2 separate regions of the Mus musculus genome follow, and region 2 is linked to region 1. The links are chromatin loops, found by intact Hi-C in ENCODE. Cell type or tissue: gastrocnemius. All regions are shown on one strand. Region 1 holds the start of Pxk (PX domain containing serine/threonine kinase). Region 2 overlaps Pxk (PX domain containing serine/threonine kinase).

What was found. A loop is a pair of places that touch in the nucleus more often than their neighbours do. Peaks named below come from ENCODE experiments on the same cell type or tissue, not always from the same donor. Only the 100,000 strongest peaks of a DNase experiment are listed, where the experiment ranks them.
Region 2: a loop joins it to region 1, with 4 times the contacts of the local background. A loop is called at or near these places in 34 of 42 quality-filtered maps.

What each region holds. Positions count from the first base shown.
Region 1 is chr14:8,091,656-8,099,655 of GRCm38, forward strand. It overlaps Htd2 (hydroxyacyl-thioester dehydratase type 2), which reads left to right. Exons shown (of 6, transcript NM_001348727.1): 6 at 1-191. It overlaps Rpp14 (ribonuclease P 14 subunit), which reads left to right. Exons shown (of 6, transcript NM_025938.4): 6 at 1-191. It overlaps Pxk (PX domain containing serine/threonine kinase), which reads left to right and starts at 6,556. Exons shown (of 18, transcript NM_145458.4): 1 at 6,556-6,761. The coding sequence starts at 6,660. In gastrocnemius, CTCF peaks have their summits at 1,044 (motif pointing right) and 4,596 (motif pointing right); DNase peaks (open chromatin) are centred at 6,523 and 6,877; H3K4me3 peaks cover 2,992 bases; H3K27ac peaks cover 3,522 bases.
Region 2 is chr14:8,148,093-8,156,092 of GRCm38, forward strand. Pxk (PX domain containing serine/threonine kinase) reads left to right here. Exons shown (of 18, transcript NM_145458.4): 13 at 1-36; 14 at 2,835-2,912; 15 at 3,403-3,489; 16 at 3,989-4,058; 17 at 7,191-7,253. Among named protein-coding and RNA genes, the nearest start is that of Pdhb, 21 kb to the right of the region's middle. In gastrocnemius, no CTCF peak of the experiment used is centred here; no DNase peak of the experiment used is centred here.

The DNA.
Region 1 (8,000 bases):
TTAACATGCTGATCTTTCAGAGAGCTGGCCAATCTGTTTGTTAGTATTTTAAAACCGAAGGAAAGCATCTGGAATGTAAAGGTGCTGTTTTAAGGGTTCTAATTCTCTCCCGCTCTTGAAAACGTGGATCTACTTAAAAAAAAAAACAAAAAAAGCAACAACAATAAAACTATTATATGTGTGTGTGTGTATATACCTTTATGTGTGTGTGTGTGTGTACACACATAAAGGAGGCAGGAGGATCTCTTGAGTTTGACACCAGCCTAGACCCTACCTACCCTAGTTTCAGGACTACCTAGACCCCGTCTCAAAAAGAAAAAAAAAAGTGTGAGTGGGTGATGGCAAAGGTGTGAGTGCGTGATGGCAGAGGAAGGCCAAGCTTTTGGGTCTTTTTTTCTTTTTTTTTTTTTAAGAACTTGGAGTTATGGGGAGAATGTGCTAAATGTGTTAGTATTAAACAGTTACCCTAACAGCCAGGACTTCTTAAATATGTGCCGTGGTCTACCTGTGCTCGGTAGGTTAAATGGTAACTGATCATAGCTAGATGCTTTGATTAGAAATACAAGATCAGCGAGGCATGGCATCTCTTACTATTATAAAACTTAGGAGCGTGTGTCACCTGCTCCATATTTCCTGGAAAAGACATTCCTTCTGTGTCATCTTAAGCAGATTTTTGTGGGTGTGTGCTTGTTTGTACATGTGGAGGCCAAATGTCAGGCTCGGGTGTCATTACTCTTGACAAGATTAAGATTCACTTTGTGTTTTTGTCTCTTGCTGGCATTAATGTCAGTAATTAAATGAAGCTGGCTGGCCAGTGAGCTCAAGGAATCCACCTGTCCCCACTTCCCCAAGCACTGGGACTTATCTATAAACACAAGCTACCATGCTGGTTTTTTTGGTTTTTTGTTTGTTTTGTTTTGTGTTTTTTTTTTGTTTTTTTTTTTTTTTTTGTAAACATGGATTCTGGGGGGCCTCTTGGTTGCTCAGCAAGGCACTTTGTCCTGAAGCAGTTGAATAGCTTACTAGAAAGAATTCTTGTCACTAGAGGGCAGTCATGTGTCTAAAATGAGTTATAAACTTATTGTACCTTCTTCCAGTATGTGAAGGGGTGAAGAAACCCCCCAAATCAATGCCAAGAGCAAAGGTACTATAGTAAGTCTCAGAATGGGCAGCATTGCAGGCTGAGGTCAGCTAACAATGACTTGGTTGTAGGCAAGTCACTAGACTCAGGCCTTCAGTGCACACTCCTGCAGAACGCACCTTTCAACTGGGAATTTGCAGCAAGACCCATAAATGGAGCATGATATGATTAATCGTAGTAGCCACCAGGTTTTTACATTTCTGATAGGCTAATTTTAATTCTTGAAACAGCTTTATAAAGTTACTAGCTCCGTGTTATTGACAGAAGCAGATGGAGTTACTAGCTTGTCTGAGGTCATTCAGGATCATCCAGGATACAGGCTTGAGCTCTCTTTTTCTCATCACTGGATCTTACAGTGTTCTCATTCCTGGAGTACTTTCCATTTCAATAGTATTTTGTTAAAATAAAATTCTTAAATCCATTCAGATTGATATTCCCTGCTATAGTTGTAGCATTTCCCTATTTTATACCTATGGTTTCCACCCAAAACCTGCCTCTCACCCTTTACCCCCAATGATGGTCATGCCTCATAGTCTAGGCTGGCTTTGAACTCAAGACCCTCTGGTTCGGGCTTACAAATGTGTACCACTGCTCCAAGCCACCTACCCTTTTCCTAAATGCCATTCAGAGATTGTCTTCAGAATGTGGAAGCTCTAAGGATCAGTTAGATGACTAGAAAACTAGAGCCAGGCACAGTGGCTGATGACTCACTAACCGGGGTAGGAAGATCTGTGTCTTTCCCAACCCATCAAAAGAAAAGTTATGCAGCCCAAATGGGAAGTGGAGAGAGATGTCACTCTGTGACTTTAAAAGTAGCTTCTCGTTTAGAGCATTTCCCCATTATCAATAGTCTGGGGTGGCCATGACCTTTGATCCCTAGAAACAGAGTAGAGTCTCTCCACGTGGTGACTCAGAGCCAAGGCCATGGAGCTGCTTGTGCTGTGTTAGAGCAGCCAGCCGTGAGGAGCCCACAGGAGGTGCCAGGAGTGACCATCTTACAAGGAAAGGGGCTGATCGCTGGGAGAGAGCCTTGGTTGTACGGGTCACATATGGAAGTGAGTGCAGAAGTAATGACTGAAATAGCCCAATTTGTCTACCGCTTTCCATATTAGGGGCATTATAAGCCTGCGCTTTATGTGATACTTGATTGCCACAGAAAGAATAGCCATCTTAAGCAATTTTAGCCTAATGTACTGGAAAATTGCTTAACAGACTGTTAGAAGCATTTCCATATTACTGAAATGCCACTCACCCCACCGCCACCCCCACCTCACCTCCCAGCAGCAAATCCTAGATTAATGGGTAGTGCCCCCCTATGGCCACCATTTATCTTGTGGACCTGACTTGTGTGTTCATCCAAGAAAAAAGAAATCTCTAAGTGCACACCAGCACCTCTGAGATAACCGTGGGTTTTCATTTTGTGCCAAACTATCAGTCATTTTTCTTTCATGTTCCTAGAGTATAATTCACAGGCCAATTTACTCCCTGAGAAAATTGCTGTTAAATCGCTTCTATTGAGGATTTATATTAAAACAGTCTACCAGGGGTTGACTGTCACTGCGCAGCTTGCTGCTGTGACTGCCTTGTGTGCTGGCTTAGCTGATTACCTAGTTCCAGGCACTGTGCCCTCACTCCTGGGTTACACTCCCGGCTGGCTGCGTGTGTGACCATCTCGGGGCTGGCTGCATGAGCATCTGCCACATGGCTCCAGGTACTTCACTCTTTACTCCCTTCGTGCATCTGGTTTGCCAAGAGCAAAAGTCTCAGCATCTTCAGAAAAATTTGGAGTTGGTGCTGGATAACCAGCTGGCAGAAGACCCAAATAATGTGTCCATCAGTTAAACAAGATGAATAGATTCCACAAACAATTTTTTTTTGTTTTGTTTTGTTTTTTAGTTTTTCAAGACAGGGTTTTTCTGTGTAGCTCTGGCTGTCCTGGAACTCACTCTGTAGACCAGGCTGGCCTCGATCTCAGAAATCCGCCTGCCTCTGCCTCCCAAGTGCTGGGATTAAAGGCGTGCGCCATCACACCTGGCTGCCACAGACATTATTTTTAAAGTGGCTCTTAGCTGTAAACCATCGTGACCTTATGCCCCTGGACATATTTTTCCCAGTGTTGACATAGAAAATGTTAGCATATGAATGACTATTATGAGTAAAATCTGTTGCTCAGTGTCCATCCCATGATTATTTGAAGAAATAAAGTCATTTGGAGTTGTAAGACCACCCTGCCTAGGAAATTCTGAGTTTTCACAAGCTTCTGTGATCTGATTCTGTACAGCCGTTGTCAGGGCTAGAAATTTCCTCACTAAAATCCATTATGTTCAATCAATCTGGCCAAGCCTCAGATTGTTAGATAAACAGCCCATGAGCTGTCTAAACATTTGGCAACATAGCAGAATATAAAAATCTTTTTTTTTTTCTTCTGCTGGCCTCCAAGTAGTTGTATGTATGCAAAGAGGCAAAGCCTCCCATTTTCTCATTCCTCATCAGTTTATGTGGCCCAGAACTGGAGACACAAGCCTGTTTGATTTAGAACAGCTCTGGTCTGAGAAGAGTTTCCCGAATTCAGCCTGTGTGACTTCAAATGCTAGACAGCCAGGCACAGAACATCTGTAGTCAGCCACTCCAGAAGCTCAGGCAGGAGGCTCGCTAGGTCTCTTAAGAGTTCAAGGCCAGAACTCCAATTAAAAAAAAAAAAAAAAAGGAAGGAAGAAAAGCCAAATGAATATTGAGGTTGTGTGAGGCTTGAAGCCCATCTGTCAGGAGGTTGGGCAAGGAACTCACTGAGTTAAGTAGGAAGAGATGAGCCCAGCAAAAGTGTTTGTCCTGAAGGGCTTCTGGAAAGAGCCAGAGGAAGGAAACCCTGACCCTGTCCCTGGCTTCCATCAGATGTTGCTCACTTTCAGTTTCCCTTTCCTGGTAAAGAAGACAGGCAAGTCACAAAGTCAAATCTCGTGCCGCGTGCAACTCCAGTCTTCGTTCCCACTCCTTTTCAGTCCCTTCCCTTCTCTTCCAGAGAGGAAAGCATTGCAATTCCCTTCTCTAGGAAAGGCTGTGCCGACGCCCTTGAAATAGCCTGCAGTTTGTTCTTAGCCAATGGCTCAGGCATCAGTGCAATTCAGGGCCCTCGATAGATAATCCTGCCTGAAGCTGTCCCAGTCTCCATGCCTCAGGTGAGGAAGCTGAAGCAAAGCGAAGCCAGGCTTCTGATTCCCCCTGGAGCTGCTGCAGACCTGAGGAGTAGCTCAGAACGAGCACCAGAGCCCTGACCCGCCTCAGCTTTGTGAAGGCAGCATATTGCCTAGTTCTTGGGTCAAACTTGATTTTTTTTCCTTTCTCATAGCAGTCCTCTTCCAAACCACTCCTTTCCACCTTCACCCACTCCATACGCATCTCCTGTTCCCCTTCCACAGTACTTTATCCATGTACTATTCACTAAGTACACTGTTGCTGTCTCCAAACACACCAGAAGAGGGCATCGGATCCCATTACTGATGGTTGTGAACTACCATGTGGTTGCTGAAAATTGAACTCAGGACCTCTGGAAGAGCAGTCAGTGCTCTTAACTGCTGAGCCATTTCTCCAGCCCATGATTGTATAATCTTATACTGGGGATTAAGTGCTTGTCTTTACATGGTATACGTCTGTGTGAAGCTCTCATTGCTTTCTTAAGTATAGCCCTCTTAGAGATAGAATCGCAGTCTCAAGGTGAGATGTGGTCAAGCCTTTCATATGCATTATTAAATCCCAGCACAACCACTCAGCTTATTACATGGTAGGTTCTCAGTAAATCAGTAAATACTCACTGAGTGACTTAATGCCTTCCATAAGGGTTAGGCCACTTTATATTCCCACCAACGAAATATGAACATGGCCTTGCCTTGATGGATCCCCACCATGACCAGAGTAATAATGCAGACTTTGTGTTTCTGTTCCTCTGACAATTAAATACTCCCTGTCCTTAAACAAAGCAATGGAGGAAAGGAGTGGAACCGTCCTAAAGTGACACATGGTTTGGCTTTAGTGGATTACTGCTCTAAAGCACATAGGAATAAAAATGAGATGCAAGAAGAGGTCTCATTGATTTAGGGCTAAATTAAGAAGATCCCCAGGTCTCCTCTGAGCATTGGCCCCTGAAGGCACTCTGGTGTCACTTGGCTCCTTGGGGTTGCCCAGCAATCTCTAAGCCTGAACTCTGAAGAGAATAACCGTCAAGAGCAATCTAGACCTTTGCTATGATGTCATCGCAGTGGTGATGGATGCACAAAGAAGCTTGGTTTCTATGAATAAAATAATAGAAATTCAGTGGAAACAAGCAGAAATAAATCTCTGTTCTGTGAATTGTCAGGATGGAATGCATATTGTTTGAGATTTTAAATATGTGCAAAGTTCCTTCCTGTCCAATTGCATTCCTATTACACATTCTACATGGCATTTACTTAGTTTTGCCAATGGAAGAGTGAGGTCTCAGGGTGTGTGTGGTGTGTGTGTGTGTGTGAGAAAGAGAGAGAGAGACTTATTCAAGATCACACAGACCCTCAACAGGGTCCTAGTCATCTGATCTAAGTTTAATTTCATTATTATCCTGGAAGGCTGTGGTCTTGGGTTAAGGTGAGCAGGGTAGATTTGGTACTGACAAGTTGATCATCAAGTTTGATAGTTCTGAGTTTGAGGTTCTTGGAGCCTGTTCTAGGACCGACCAAATATTCTCACCGTCTAAGAGATCTGAGTGTTCTTTGGTTTCAAAGACTTTAAAGCTCAACTGTGAGCTAGGACCAAGCATACAAGCAGGGAAATCTTTGCATCAGTTATTTTATTTTATTTTTCCACCTCTGTCTTAAAGCTTATTGTTTAAAGATTAGGAACTAAACCCCGTGGGATCCAGTTATGAGAGTGTGGCACCTAGGTTCTCCTGAAGATCCAGGTTTAAAACATGAATCCAGATTTGGTTTACAAAGTTTGGTCTATAAACTCAGACTGAGAAGCCACCCTGAAGTTGTTTTTTGTTATATCCTGAGTCCTAAGGTCCTTGGGCAGGAAAGTGTGATTAGGAGCAGTAGGGTCTCAAATCTACCAGCCTGAGTTTCTGAACGGTTCATCTGAAAAGCTCAGTTCTGTTAGAGTCCAGAGAAGCAGTGCGAGATGTGGTGGTAATGGTTTAGTTTTGTGCTCCTCGCCCGAGGCCAGGAGCTCACAGTACTGAGTATACGCTGCGGGGGCGAGGAGGCGCCAAGAGAGCAAGGGACATAATGCCTCTGACTGCAACCATGGGACGACGATAGCAGTCACCTACCCTGCCGTGAAGAACGGCGCTAGGACCCAGCGAGGTCGGGCAGACTGGTGTTGACAGCCGGCAGGCAGAGACGACCGGCGCTAGGACCCGCGGGCGGCGGCGGCGCGCGGGGCGCGGGGCGGTGCGCGTTGACAGCAGCGGCGGCGGGACGCGGCGGGTGGCGGGGCTCGGCGCCTCCGGTTCCTGCCCCGGCTTCAGAGGCAGCGGCGGCGGCGGCCCGGGATGGCCTTCATGGAGAAGCCGCCGGCTGGCAAGGTGCTGCTGGACGACACGGTGCCGCTGACAGCGGCCGTCGAGGCGAGCCAGAGTCTGCAGTCGCACACGGTGCGCGGCTGGGGCGGGAGGCCGGGGCCGAGGGCGGGGGCCGGGCGAAGGCCGGACGGCGGCGCGGCGCGGCAGGGCGCGGGCACCGGAGCCGGGCAGGTGTGTGAGCCCGCTGCCTCCCTCCTGCCGGGCCGCGGCCGGGGCGGCGTGCCCGCGCATCCCAGACCCCCTGGAGTGGCTTAGGGGAGCCCTCGGTGCTCGTAGTACGCACAGGCGAGTTCATTTCTGCCACATGCAGTCTTTTATGGGGCTTTAAAGCCACGCTTGCTTTCATTTGCCGGTACTTCCCCCCCTTTTTCCTTTTGGAAAGGTGCTCTATGTCTTGTAATTTACAAGCAGTAAACCCTAGGAACCAGTAAAAACCGGGGAGCTTGTAGCCTCTAGGACTTGATCGAGGAAATGATGAATGGGGTGGGGGTGGGATTGGGATTCCTGAGATTGTAATGTTTTGTCAGGCCAGCAAATCAGATTCCAGCCCAGAGTCTTGTTTATCAAGCAGTGTTTGGGGGTTCATCATCTGGAGGCTAAAGCCCCACAAAAGCCTTCTGTGTCTCTGTCTCTTTGTCTCGCCGTCTCTTTTTCCATCTCGCTGTCTCTGTCTCTTGTTTCTGACGTTCCCTGTGTGTTTATCTCTGTTTCTGTGTGTGTATGTTCAAATTCTTCGCTAGTCAAAGAGATCTTTCATTCTGATGTATTAAAGCAGGACTTTTTAGAGCCCTGTTACCTCTCCGACAGCCTTGCTTTGTAGGTCAGGATTGTTGAAAGCATTTATTCTCACTTAGAGAAATGACTGTCTTTTTTTAAAAAATGCACTTTTTCTCCCAATGGTAGGTAACATCCTAAGTCCTATTGTAGAAACTTATGAAAGGCACCAAAAATCTATGAGTTTGTTGCGCTTGTAATTTGTTGCAAAGTGAGTATTTAAGGCCATGTTTATGGAAGGTAATAATAATTCTTTCAAATTATGTTTTTTGACTGGATTACTGGCAAGTAAGTCTTATAACCTCATAGGGTGTTTTAGGTCTATTTAATACTAAAGAGATGGATGCTCAGAGACCACTTCCTCTAGAAAGCCTTCCTTCCTGCGTAGCTATTACCCTAGGCAGTATGGACACCAGGATGGTTCTGTAATTTCCTCTCTTCCAAGCTTTGACAGGAGGGTCTCTGTCTGATAGCATCTCATATGTGTCGATTGAACAGATCAGTGAATGGATTGCAACCTCACTGTGCCCCGTTTCC
Region 2 (8,000 bases), 56 kb after region 1:
GTTTTACTAACAACTTCTGAAAAGCCACAGTTTAAGGTAAAGCAAATTATATAATTTTTGGGTTTATGACATAAGTAACTTGACTTTGAAAATTAATTTTTTAAAAAACTAAAAGGTTCATAAATGAAAAATTAGGAAGGACCCAAACACCCTACTATAGCTAGTTACTCTTTTGACTGTTTATAATGCATGAGGTTGTTTTATTAGGTGTTTGTGTGTGTGTGTGTGTTTGTTTTCCTTTCAAGACAGGATTTCTCCGTGTAGCCTAGCCTGACCTAAAAGTTGTTCTGTAGACCATGCTGACCTTGTACTCAGAGATCCACTTGCCCCTGCCTCCAAGCCTCCAAGTGAAGTGCTGGGATTAAGGTGTGTACCACCACTTCCTGGCTTTTTTAAAAACCAGATTTGGGCTGGGCGTGGTGGCGCACGCCTTTAATCCCAGCACTCGGGAGGCAGAGACTGAGTTCCAGGACAGCCAGGGCTATACAGAGAAACCCTGTCTCAAAAAAAAAAAAGAAAAGAAAAGAAAAGAAAAGAAAAAGAAAGAAACAGACTTGGATAGCCTGCCTTCCCAATGCTGGGTTATAAGCATGCACCACTATGCCTAGCTATATATAGTACATGTATTTAAAACATTTTATCCACTAAAAGTGAAATGTATAAATGCATTATAATCCTGTGGAAAGTAATTATTATTTAGGCCAATATCAACAAAATAGTGGGATCTGGAAGACAGAATATAAACCCAAATATCTGTATGTAAAGAAAACTGGGAAGGACCTATTAGGAGAAGCAGCAGTATGGAGCGGTGGTCCTGGGCTTTACGCTGCTCTGTGGCTGCTAGCAGCCATTTGCTATTTGGGGCCACATTGCCCTCTGCAGTGGTTGGCCTACGCGCCAAGCCCGGGAAGCCCAGCCCTGCTTCTCCTTGGATGCAGTAAACCTCCCACCTCCTCAGCTGCTTTTCAGTGCTGGTTGTTTTGTTTAAGTCATCTCTCTATGGTTTCCACGGCGACTGAATCATCTTTCATTCCTACTCAGTACACAAGGGTTCCAATTGCTCTACATTCCTGCCAAGACTTGTGTTTTACCTGCATCTATGTCTGTGTACTACACAAAAGCCCCGTGCCTGCAGAGGCTAGAAGGAGGCATTAGATCCCCTGGGACTGTAGGTACAGATCATGAGCTGCCACGAGGCTGCCGGGGACCAAACTCAGATTCTGTAAGAACTCACCATTGAGCCGTCTCTAGAGCCCAAATGTTTGTAATTCTTTATTGTTATTCTTGTCTGTCTGTCTGTCTGTCTATCTGTCTGTTTGCACTGGGGTCTCACTATAACTCAAGTTGGCCCAAAACTTGCCTTATAGCCCAGGCTATCGTGGAACTCAAATTCTCCTACCTTGAATTCCTGAGTGCTGGGATTAACAGCTTGTACTACCATGTCAAACTTATTTTATGTTTTTTTTTTTTGATGGTGACCATCATAATGGCTATGAAGAGATATGATATCTAATGTGTGGTTTTGATTTGTATTTGTTCAGTGTTGAACTTTTTAACTGATGAAAGTACCATTTGATAAGGCAGGGGTTTTTGTTACTATTGTTATTTTTAATCATTTGTTTCTTTTCTTTTTTTTTTTGGTTTTGGTTTTGGTTTTTTGAGACAGGGTTTCTCTGTATAGCCTTGGCTGTTCTGGAACTCACTTTGTAGACCAGGCTGGCCTCGAACTCAGAAATGAACCTGCCTCTGCCTCCCAAGTGCTGGGATTAAAGGCGTGCGCCACCACGCCCGGCTCGTTTGTTTTTTTCTTTGAAGAAATTTCTGTTAAAGCCCTTTTCCCATTTTTAAGTTGGGTTATATATTTTTGTTGTTCATTTGTATAAGTTTCTCCATATCTATTATATCAAGTCCTTATAAGTATTGGCCTGTTTTAAATTTCATTGTGAGCAGTGTCTTTTGTTGAACAAAGTTTTAGTTTTAACTAGTCCGAGTTATTTGTTGTTTCCTTTCATTACCTATGTTTTTGGTGTTGTATCCAAGAAGTCATTTCCAGCCAGGTAGAATGGTATATGCCTGTAATCCCCGTGGCAAGAGGAGCATTAGTTCAAGGCCAATTCCCTGCCTTAGCAGAGAGCCAGAACTGGTGGTGGGTGGTGGCAAACACACACAGCAGCCGAGGAAGCTGCAGGGGGAGTGTCACAGGTGTACACAAGGCCTGTGTGGACAGTTCGCAGATGCTGTCCTCCAAGCAAGATAAATAAATAGACAGACAATAAGAAGGAAGGGCCTCCCTGAGCTTTAGGGGGTTGACAGTTTTAGGTCTTGCACCCATGCTGAATTAATTTTCAAATATGACTTAAGGCAATGATTTAATCTTACTACTTTTTATGTAGTATTTGACTTTTACCAATGCCCTTTTGAAGCTATTGTTTTTTCCTGGTTGTGTGTGTGTGAGACCATTTGTCTGTGTACAAGAGGGCATGTTTCTGGGATCTCTCATTCTGGTCTATTAACTGTGTAATAATTGGTTTTGAAATGATATTTTGTGAGATCATGTGATAATAGGTTTTGATGCTGTGTTTGTTCTTTGAGACTGCTTTGGCAATTCTGGAACCCTTGAATTACTTGAAACATAGTGTGTTTATGCTTTAAGTTTATGATCTGTTGTCTGAAAGTGCTGGCAAGGAGAGTGTAGCTGGTGTACATGGAGCATGGTTTTAACTGGCTTTGCTCTAGAGGACCTCCATGTGATGACGGCTGCTGCGGCATGTGTTGAGAACTCAGGAGACTCCAACCACTTCACTCAGTAGCTCATGTACTGATTCTCCCTTCAGATTCCCACAAAACTAAAAGAGGCATTGCGAATTGCCAAGGAATGCATAGAGAAGAGACTCACCGAGGAACAGAAGCAGGTAAGCTGGCGGTTGCTCCGCATCCCCTGTGATCATTCAGTGACCCATTCACAGTGATTGACTTTGGACGTTCACCCACATCCCCATTCCGTGCCTACTTGCTCTTAACCAGATTTTGGGCTAAGTTCTGTGACACAGAACAGCATCTCACAGGTCCGCCTTCAGCCTGCTCAGTGTGTGTAGAGCAAGCACACGCACTGGCGTGACCATCCTTCCTGATGAGGACTCACTGGTGGGGTGGGCGGTTAGCAGCACTCATGGGTCACAATCTGCCGTAAAGATCAATGGCAGGAAGGAATTGGGAAAGTGAGAAGGGTCACTGTCACTCAGCATGCCCTTCTTCCAGAGAGCCAGAGCTGAGCCACAAGCGGGCCAAGAAAGACCTTGCTTATCCCAAGAGCTTAATGTGGTCAAACACATAGAAGTCTCCTTGGGAACCTGCTTTGGGTAGACTTGGTTTACACTTGTTGGGGATTGTGGTCTCTTAAAGATTCACCAGCATCGAAGACTAACGAGAGCCCAGTCACACCATGGGTCTGAGGAAGAAAGGAAAAGGAGAAAGATCTTAGCTCGAAAGGTAAGCCTTTGTCCCTGTGTTCTCTTTGAAATCCTTGACTGCACGAGGAGAAAATTCTAAGGCTGATGGTGCACACTTAGTGACACAGTTTTATCTTGGACGCTAAAAGCCTTTCTGGATGACGGGTTTGGAACGTACCATGCATATACACCGCCTCCCACCAGTCGGGTCCTGCAGCCTCTGCCCCAGTCTGCCCTGCTCCTGTTCAGTAGAAGATTATGTTTTTAGTGGAGTGTTGCACACACACATGCACACGCACACGCGTGTCAGTAGCATAGAGTTTGCTGGCAGAAGGCAATGGGAGGAGACGGTCAGGGTGGGTGTTAAGCCAGCATCTTGGTTTTATTTTCTCCTGTGGCTGTGGCTTCTCTGCCTTAGGTTATGAAGCTGAATATACCACTTTTCACAGCTAGTGAAACTGTATGTCTGGAGGTTTTTAAACTCTCAGCTCAGAGTGCTTTTTCTTTGCTTACCACCCACCCTTCTTTTATTTTTAAAGAAGTCAAAACGATCTGCTGTTGAAAACAGTGAGGAGCAGCCAGTGAAGCACAGTAACTCCAATAACTCAGGTAACTGGTTGGATGTTGTCTTGGGCCCAGCACCCAGAGGTGCAGTTCAGGACTCTGTAGGTGGATCAGTGCAGTGATGAGAGCAGAGATTAGAAAACTCTGTCCCCCGTGAAGAATTGTGACAACACTCATATGCCCACCTCTGCACTGATGGCTAGACTCCATCTGTCAAAGACGGGAGCATTTGACATGGAACAAAATCAGGCCCTTCTGTGTATATGGAAATTAGCCTAGATCTTGCCCACTGCTCTAGAACCCATGTGGTTGAAGGATGTGCTCCCTCGGAGGACTGAGGAGTAGACTCTTTGGTGGGGTGGGGCGGAGGGTTGCGTTGGGTGTGTGAGTGTCAGAGTACCTCTTTTGAGTCATTCTCTCAGTCATCATCTGGACTCTGAGAGTCTTGACAGTCAGTCTCAGCTGCCCCTCTCTCTGCTGGCCGTGCTGACTTTGAGCCTAATGTATATTCCTTTGGACCAGATTGAAGGTCAAATGGAGTGACCTGCTTATGAATCTGTGAAGTACAGCTCATTGCAGAGTAGGGGGGTTTCAGTAACCCAGGCAAGCTCAGCATGACAGGGAATGGGAAGAGGAGACTGGAGTGAGGCTGATTATACTTTAAAGAGATGAAGGAGCCATCAGAAAGGGAGAAGCTAAATAGATGCAAAGAAGTGGGTGATGGAGAAGGGCCCCAGGGAGCATTGACAGCCCATTGTCCACGTCAGGAGCGGAGGAAGCCCATTCATCTCTAAAACACCGGAGAAGGACGGACGGACATGTGAAGAAGTAGAAGTCTAAACGTGGGAGGGCTGGACACAGCAGTGTATGCTTGTAGTCCTAGCTACTCACGCCTGAGGCAGAGTCTTTTTTTTTTTTTTTTTTTTTTTTTTTTTTTTTTTGAGACAGGGTTTCTCTGTGTAGCCCTGGCTGTCCTGGAACTCACTCTGTAGACCAGGCTGGCCTCGAACTCAGAAATCCGCCTGCCTCTGCCTCCCAAGTGCCGGGATTATAGGCTTGCGCCACCACACCCTGCTCCTGAGGCAGATTCTAAGCACAGGAACTGAAGACAAGCCTGGACACTGTAGTGAGACTGGGTGGGATGGATGGATGGATGGATGGATGGATGGATGATTGGATGAATCAATCATAGGTCATACCTCACTTTCCTTGGTCAATTCAGATGTTTGCCCACACTAGAGGACATACTGAGAGGTACACTAGCAAATTGAGCTGTACCTTGAAGGCTAGACTCTCTGAAGCCGAGAATGCAAGAGGTGTAGGTAATACTGAAGATTGGAATGCGAGTGCTAAAGCTCTAGGAATAGGATGAGGATGGTGACACGATCACAGAATCCTAGGTTTTGAGTCAGGCACAGTGTTGGGGGGGAAAGGAGGTCCCAGTGAGGACCAACACATGCTTGGGGAATGGAAGCTGCTGTGACTGGCATATAATTTCACATTTGGAAATGCATTTGCTTCCTAGTTTATAGGGTGAACAGGGGCTAGTCGGTGTCAATGGTGGGGAGATGCAGTCTCCAGCCAGCACATCCATACACTAGTGACTCTGGTTAAGCGGCTGGTTCTTGGTGAAGCAGAGAAGGCCTACTCTACTCTTTCTCTTCCCAAGATTATGCCTGCTGTCCTCCACATGCAGCAGAACAGGTCACCAAAGGAATCCAGGAGTGAGGTAGGGATGTAGCTTAGTTGATAGAATGCTCACCCAACATGCACAAGGCCTTGCTTCCATTCCTCTAATACAGTGAAGTGGGTATGGTGGCATGTGCTTGCAGAGAGCACTTATGCAAACAGGAGGATCAGGATGTCAGGGTTGTCTTTATCCACATAGCAAGTGTAAGCTAATCTAAGACACATGAAACCTGTCTGGAAAAAAACCAAAAAAACCCAAAAATCCTACCCAAGATATCTCAGGAGTTTAGGAAAGACAAGTACTGGTTATTGGTAGAAATGCAGTTACCAACCGGTCTAGAATCACAAGTTCAGTTTTCTGTCTAGAAGATCTGTCAGTACTGGATCAGCCCTCCTGTTGCACAGAGCTGAGGAAGTATTTTGACAGCTGTGGTTTAGTTAGGACTCATCACCAGTGTGTCCACAGGGACAGACGAATCCTCTGAGTCATTAGTGGAGTGATGGTAGAGCCCTACCCTCAGAGCTGGTGGTGGCTGCTCAGTGCTGCATGACAACAGCACGACAACAGCAACTCCCCTGGTGCAGTTCAGGGCCAGGCTGTCCTCTCCTTAGGCTGCCCTTCCTGGTCCCACATAAGAGGCTTCTGCTGCAGGGCTAATTCCTTGGGCTGGGGCATATTTTCTAGGGATTTTTTCAAGCTGTGGGGATTTTAGGTTTTGCTTATGGTTTTTAACCCTAAATGAGGGTGTTTGCTGAGTCTCATTAAGAAAAGGTCGAGGGAATCCCCAGACTTGGGCCTGAGCCTCTTTAACTGAGCTCTGAGTGTCTGCTTGTCCTAAGGAGGTGCTGACTCAGTGGTTCAATGAGTAAAACCTCAGTGGGCGTAGTAGCGCACAGCCAGAGGCAGGCGGATTTCTGAGTTCCAGGACAGCCAGAGCTACATAGAAAGACTGTGTCAAAGAGTCAGATGTGGCAATGTGTGCCAGTGGTCCCAGTACTTGAGAGGCTGAGACAGAATAATCGTTGAGGAGGCTACAGGGAACGAACGAATGGATAAACAGAAAAATCATTGAGAAGGATACAGGGAACCAACGAATGGATAGAGGGAGGGAGGAAAGGAGAAAGGGTGTGTGCATAAATGCTTCAAGGTGCTCTTGGGAGACGCTTGCACAGGCTGCTGTGACCGTGGTCATTGGTCATTACCCAAGGATGGGATTGGTTCAGGAGAGAGGCTGCAACCAGTGTGGATGCTACCCTGTTCTCATTGGTCAATAAATCTTAGTGGCCTCACGAAGGAAGTACACCCTGCACTAGAGTGAAAAACCTGTCACCACTAGTCTAATTTTTAATTTCTGTCCTTCATCACATGATTCCGCAAGCTCCACACGATGGGCTGATTACAGATTTTTCTACAGTGCTGACTTTATACTCATGCCAAGTTTAAATGTCTGCCTTGGGGCTCCATGAGGATTTCTCTGTTTCTCTTAGCAGGATCTGGGGCCAGCTCACCTCTCACATCCCCATCATCTCCAACTCCACCCTCCACAGCAGGTTAGTAATTTGTAACCTCTCTCTCCATCAACGGGGGAGGTGGACTTGCCTTGGCTCAAGCATTTTAGGGGTTAGACCCCACCTGTCTTCTCCAGAGGGACATCTGCAAATTAAGACGTGTCATCTAGAGGCTTGATTCCCAAGCTCAGCACTTGGGGGAAGGCTGCTTTGAGGACCACTGGTCCTCTCTAGCATAAGCTTTCTGTTTGCTGAAAAGCCTCTTGCAAGGCTCATTGGGTCAGAGCTTGTCTTAGGGCAGAAAAATAAAATGTTTGTCCTGGCCTTTGTCCTACCACAGTTTAGTCTTCCAGTCTTCCTGCTGTAGGTTTGTCATGTTAGAGCTGATGAGATATCTAGCTCAGAGTAAAATATCCCTACCAATAAATGTCCTGATAGCCATTTGTTCTCTGTCCCATCCTCTAAAGCACATAATTATCTGGATAGGCATTAACTTTTGTTCCACCTTGTGAACTGAATCAGATACTGTGAGGATTTTTTGGGGGAAGAAAAAAAAAAGCTGACAAAGAGTTGTCTTTGCAGCTGGGCGTGGTGGCGCATGCCTTTAATCCCAGCACTTGGGAGGCAGAGACAGGCGGATTTCTGAGTTCGAGGCCAGCCTGGTCTACAAAGTGAGTTCCAGGACAGCCAAGACTATACAGAGAAACCCTGTCTCGAAAAACCAAAAAAAAAAAAAAAAAAGAGTTGTCTTTGGGAGTACCTACAAAAACACCAGTTCTGGAATACTGT